Regions from separate parts of the Homo sapiens genome. Here region 1 is linked to region 2. Evidence: chromatin loops called from intact Hi-C (ENCODE). Cell type or tissue: PC-3. All regions are shown on one strand. Each heading gives the region's core, and the rest is flanking DNA. Links, peaks and the distances in the headings are about the cores only. Region 1 has its middle 150 kb from the start of PHACTR3. Region 2 overlaps LOC101927932 (a long non-coding RNA gene).

The links. A loop is a pair of places that touch in the nucleus more often than their neighbours do. Peaks named below come from ENCODE experiments on the same cell type or tissue, not always from the same donor. Only the 100,000 strongest peaks of a DNase experiment are listed, where the experiment ranks them.
Region 1: it touches region 2 in a loop (9-fold over the local background); 37 of 110 quality-filtered maps call a loop at or near these places.

The regions. Positions count from the first base shown.
Region 1 is chr20:59,454,271-59,457,175 of GRCh38, forward strand. No RefSeq gene overlaps it. Among named protein-coding and RNA genes, the nearest start is that of PHACTR3, 150 kb to the right of the region's middle. In PC-3, for the core only: CTCF peaks have their summits at 1,655 and 1,854; no DNase peak of the experiment used is centred there.
Region 2 is chr20:58,869,034-58,871,938 of GRCh38, forward strand. All of the region lies in intron 3 of LOC101927932 (a long non-coding RNA gene), which reads right to left. It also overlaps a transcript of GNAS not described here. Among named protein-coding and RNA genes, the nearest start is that of GNAS, 21 kb to the right of the region's middle. In PC-3, for the core only: a CTCF peak has its summit at 1,430 (motif pointing right); a DNase peak (open chromatin) is centred at 1,438; H3K27ac peaks cover 394 bases.

The DNA of each region.
Region 1 (2,905 bases), core at 279-2,778, 590 kb after region 2:
GCAGGTGGTCGCCATCGGTTTCATTTACAAGAACTCAGAGTAGCCCCAAGAAATGAACTAGATAGCTGGCAGAGCAGTCCACAGTGGGGAAAAAGTCTGTTTTTGTGAACACTGAATTGACATATGCTTTTCCATAAACCCAGGCTTGCAAGGAGTCGTGCTCATGGCCTCCTTGTCTACTTTCCATCCCTCAGTCTCTCTCTCTTTTTAAGGCATAAATGTGAAAAGAAAACAAATCTCTCCTCTCCTATCTTCCCCGGCCCGACTCAGGGATTTGAACGCTGCTCATTGCTGGCCCAGCTGAACCAGGGGGCCCAGACCTTAGCCTCCTTTGGAAGACTGCCATGTAAATCAGTGGCCTACACCAAGTTTTCTCAGTAATGTGAGTCCTTCCTTTCCCTAAAAATGGGAAATGGGGCCTCCACAGGTCATCAAAAATGTGGCTTAAGCCTGGTGTGGTGGCTCATGTCTGTAATCCCAGCACTTTGGGAGGCTGAGTGGGTGGATCACCTGAGGTCAGGAGTTCGAGACCAGCCTGGCCAACATGGTAAAACCCCATCTCTACTAAAAATACAAAATTAGTTGGGCATGGTGGCACATGTCTGCAATCCCAGCTACTTGGGAGGCTGAGGCAGGAGAATCGGTTGAACCTGGGAGATGGAGGTTGCAGTGAGCTGAGATGGCACCACTGCACTCCAGCCTGGGCGACAGAGTGAGACTCCGTCTCAAAAAAAAAAAAAGAAAAAAGAAAAAAAAAGAAAAAGAAAAAATGTGGCATAAAAACAGAACATCTGGCCAGAGATCATTGTTTAATGGAATCCTCTCCAAGGGTTCTCTCTCTTGCAGACCCGTCCAGGGCATTTCAGAGAGAAGAGCCTCGAAGCCCAGCCCGGAGAGGCAGACCAGAAACAACTGAAAGCAGGCCGGGGAAGATAGGAGAGGAGAGATGTGTTTTCTTTTCGTATTTAGGCCTTAAGATCCAGCCCATGTCAGCCTATCTCCTCCCCAATTGCGGGAGTCAGACACATGTCCCCCGGAACAGAACAAGGTGTGCAGCTGGGGAGGAGACGTGCCACTGTCTAGCTTGGGGCCCACCTGCCATGTAGCTCCCAAATAACATAGTGAAGTGGTTAAAGGGCACTTGTTCTGGAGCCAAGTGGACCCAGGTCCAAATGACAGCTTTCTGACTGACTTTCACTCACTTACCTGGGACCTTAGGCAAGTGACTGGTAGCACTGAGGTCCTGCAACATGTGGGCAACCCTATCTCCCCCGGGGGTGACTGTGAGATCAGAGGAAATGTGTGCAAAGCACTAGCACAGGGTGAGGCTTTGGCACACAGTGCACTGGGCTGGCTGTGATACATGGTAGCTGGCACAAGGTCAGGTCTCAGACTGCTGCAAGTATTACAGGGCAGTGAGACATTGTAGCCATTGCAGTTATCATCAATATTCCCTAGCTCTGATAATTCTCTCTCCTCACCCCAACCTGTGGGAGTATAGAAAATGGGTACTAGCAGGAAAAAAAGCCCAGGGTTTGGCAGGATTCAGGCCATTTCAGGGCTGTTTATGGACAGAAACTTCTCAGTCTTTGGATCACGGCAAGGAAATTTTTTTCCAAATCCTTGGGTAGCTCATTTGTGAGGCAACAGCACCCTCTCTGGTCGGAAAGCAGCATTTTCTCTAGAATTTTCTCTGGGGGCTTCAGGGCACCTACACCCAAAAAGTGAACAGGTGTGTAAATGAGTGTGGTGTGGTCTTTATCCAAGGAGGTCAGGGCAACCTCAGCATCTCCCCCTTATCTGTGGGCGACTGCATCCATTTCTTCCCCCTCATTCTTCCCAGCTTTCATTGCTTCTGAACTGCTGACAGTGGGGACAGTGGGGACAGTGGGGAGGGAAGTATCTGTGTCTGAGGAGCCCGCAGTACCCCCTCTCAGGCTTAGCCACACTGGCTGCCTGCTCCAGTTCCACCCTCGGGGCCAGCACTTACTCGGCATATCCGAGTTTTGGTTTGTCCTGGCCTTTTACAGTCCTGGGAACTGTGACTGGACCTCCACTCACACTGACCTCTCCCCAGCACCCTTCTCCACCACCACTACAGAAACTTGCATGCTATTTGGTTTGGAAAATTCCAGAAGGCCCGACTCTCCTGTGGGTCTGTGTCACCCCTGACCAAGTCCCAGCTCTGAGGTCTCAGGCAGGCCAAGCTGCCTCTCTGAGCTCCTAGAGCCTCAGCCCCGGAGGGGCAGTGGTGGGGCATTCACAAAGTAATCTGTGGTCATACCTGGCTCCAGCAAGCCCACAGGCTGTGCCTGCCATGCCGACACGCCCCTTCACACTGCCAGCAAGTGGCTGCGTGGTCCTGTCTCGGGGGCTTCCCCCACCTGTGGTCCGGGTGTTGTCCCATTCAGCCTTGTGACATCTCTGCGAGCTCCCCTTCTCGTTGCCAACCTACCCTGAGAGATGCAGCTCAGAGAGAGGAGCGGGCCCAGCCTGCTGGGGGTGTCCCTCCAGTCTAGAGCGAGACTCTCACCCAGGCCCCCCATGGCCCAACAGAACCCTGGGGGCTTCCAGGCCCCACACCCGCTGCTCCTCACGACCCCTTTTCTCTGTCTCCATGGAAGCTTGGAGATACAAGTTGGAGAGAACAAAAGCTCGGGGGCCCTTCCCGGCCACTCCCAGCCCGGCTCCCTGGGCCTCCGCCCGCGGGCTGACAGCACAGAGAAGCTTCAGGAGCGGTTCAGCTTTGCTCTCACCTGCTCTCTTGAGCAATCTGTGATGGCTGTCAGAGAAACGCCTGCTTTAATTAGTTCTTCACTGATTACTATTAAGTGGCACGTTATGTAATTATCCCAGGGCAGGCCCCAAATGGAGTCTATTTCAAGCAGTTACCTGAATTTTGTGA
Region 2 (2,905 bases), core at 311-2,810:
TTAAAAGGTTTCAGTTGAGCAATTGACATCTAAGGACAAATCCCGGCAACTTTTAACGAGTGGATCTGAAGATCTTAGCCAAGGCAGGAAAGCACACGATCAGGTAACCTCCAGATTCACCGCCCTGGTGCCCCGGTTCTCCTGGGAACTGGTCCTGAGATCTTGGACAAATCCCTGGTTCTAGTTTTTCTCAATTGAAAAAACAGGAGGGATGTCTTTCTCACTTTAAAACTTATTTAATTATCTTATAAAGTTTCAATAGATGAGGTATGCCAACCCCCTATCCAACACAAATTTTTTTAAATGTCTGTTCCAAAATGGCAGATTGTATAGGAAATCAAATGGTAGGGCCCTCTGTTGTCCTTTGGTAAATAATTAATAGTTTCTGGGTCCCAATCACCGGGAGAATCTTTGTGGGAGCAGAGTTTGGTGGTAAACTCTTTCACACCTCAATCAAGGGCTAGAAAAGAGGTTCATAGGTGAGCAGAGCTCCAGTTTCCACCAGGGAAATCTAAGGGGCCTACCTGGAGAAGTTAGCATTTAAGACAATATGGAGAGATGAAGTAGAATTTGAGGTGCATGGTCAATGATTGTTTACAGAGAAGGGACTTGCTAGGGATACATCATTGCTTTTCCATTCATGCAAGTATCATTGTGTTTTTCAGGATCTCTGAGACCTCAGGGCTAGTTTTAAGTTCTTCCCCTCCTCAACCCCTCTCCACTTCTCAGTGCTTCACGGCACACTGGGGCATTCTCACTAGCGAAGGTGTCCTCTCTAAGGATGGGACCCCTACTGTCCATCTCAGGCTCAGCACTGCCTTGGGGCAGGCCACTTCTGGCTTCTTTAGGCCTCGTTTCCACGGGAGGGGAAGCTGGGTCCGATGGTGTCTGGGTCAAATTCCTTGGTTCCAAGAACAGGTACCGTTGCCATTCCCTTCCATTTCTGCCCCCTGCACCACCCCACCCAGCAGCTGGAAAATGATGAGGTCATCTATTTGAGAAGGGCCACACAGGCCTCCCACACAAGGACCTACAAAGTCCTCCAATGGGAATTTATTTCTTTCTGATCAAATTTACCCTCCATACCCCATTCATATACACATTCTTTCTCCCCTCTCTCTTAAGATTGTAAAGTTAAAGAAACTGAATACACAGGGTTGATTTAAGGTAAACGTCCCTCCCACCCATCTATTTAAAAAATTTTCTTTTACTTGATAACTTTCCTACAACATGATTCTCTTATGCCCATATTCCTCTGAGGATTCTTTAAAGCTTTTCTTGCACTTTCTCCTCCTCACAGTCCCTGACTTCTAGCCCTGAGTGGTGGCTGAGGGCAGGTGACCCTGTAGACCGTGGGGAACAGAGGAGGCCAGGGCAGGTGGCTGCCTCTTTCCAACCTTTCCTGGGCCATGGGAGCTCCTCCCCACCAGAGGTCAGCAGAGAGCTCAGAATGGCTGGGTCTGCTCTCAGAAATTGGGATCTTGGAATTCTCTAGATGAAATGTAGGATGCCCAAATGGAAAAAAAGCCCCATGTTTCCAGGGTGTTTTGGTTGGGGCTCTCATCCTGTCTTGGGTCCCGGGGACCTTACTTTTAACACCAATACAGCCATTCTGTGCTTTTCTCAGGGGAGGGGTGGTTGGGGGTTTGGTCTGTTTATTTGGTGGCTTTCTTGGTCAGTCTTCTCCCTGCGCCAGACGCACAAATCCCTCCCTTAGAGGGAACCACACCCTCTTAGAACTCTCCCTTCTGGGGCCCAACTGCCCACTTTCGCTTCCCACATGACATGGAACCCACATCCCACACTTGGCCGGGCGCCTTTTCTTCTAGTTGTATTTATTGTTAAAATGACATCATAATATTACAGGAAATCCCCCCAGCCTACCCTCACCCTGCTGTGATTTTACTGATCATTATCTCCCCCTGTTCTTTACTCAGGTGTATGCATAGTTTTGAGAGGGCATGAATCATGGTGTGCAGTTTCATATTAATCCCCCTGCTCCACAAACACACACTACAGGACAGTTTCCTTAGAGCTCTTCCATGTTCGCCATCGTCCTTCCACAGTTCTTTCACTTGTTCAGTCCTTTCGCTAGCGGGGAAGAGCAGGGAAAGAATTGAGGTTCCCTCCCTTTGTTTTTCCTTCTCTGATCTTTTGAAATCCCGGGGTCCTTGTGAACGACTCAGAAATTAAAACCAATTCCCTTTGGCCAGTTGTTTATTGTTGAAAGAGAGAGACAAAGAGAAATTAAGGTGCAAACGGAAGGAAAGAAGTAAATAGAGATTAAATTTAAAAATTTGAAAGGGAGCAGTGGTTCACGCCTGTAATCCCAGCACTTTGGGAGGCCGAGGTGGGCAGATCACCTGAGGTCAGGAGTTCAAGACCAGCCTGACTAACATGGAGAAACATCATCTCTACTAAAAATACAAAATTAGCTGGGCATGGTGGCGCATGCCTGTAATTCTAGCTACTCGGGAGGCTGAGACAGGAGAATCGCTTGAACCCGGGAGGCAGGGTTTGCAGTGAGCCGAGATTGTGCCATTGCACTCCATCCTGGGCAACAAGAATGATACTCCGTCGAAAAAAAAAAAAAAAACAAACAACAAAAAAAAAACCAAAAAAATTAAAAGGGAGAGAGAGGAGGAAAAAAGAGGGAAAGGAAAGAGAGAAGGAAGGAAGAAGGAAGGGAGGGAGGAGGGAGGGGGAGAAAAGAAAAGAAAGGAAAAGAAAAAAGAGAAGAAAAGAAAAAAGAAAAGAGTGCCTTTGCCAAGTTTAGCTCTAAGCACCAAATGGGGTCCTTGCCCTCTAGGAACTTCTAGTCCAGAACAGAGGAGAGGATCAGGTTGCAAGTGATTATCCTTCTACCAGGCAGGGGGTGGAGCGCTGCCAAGGAGGGTGTGGCTGG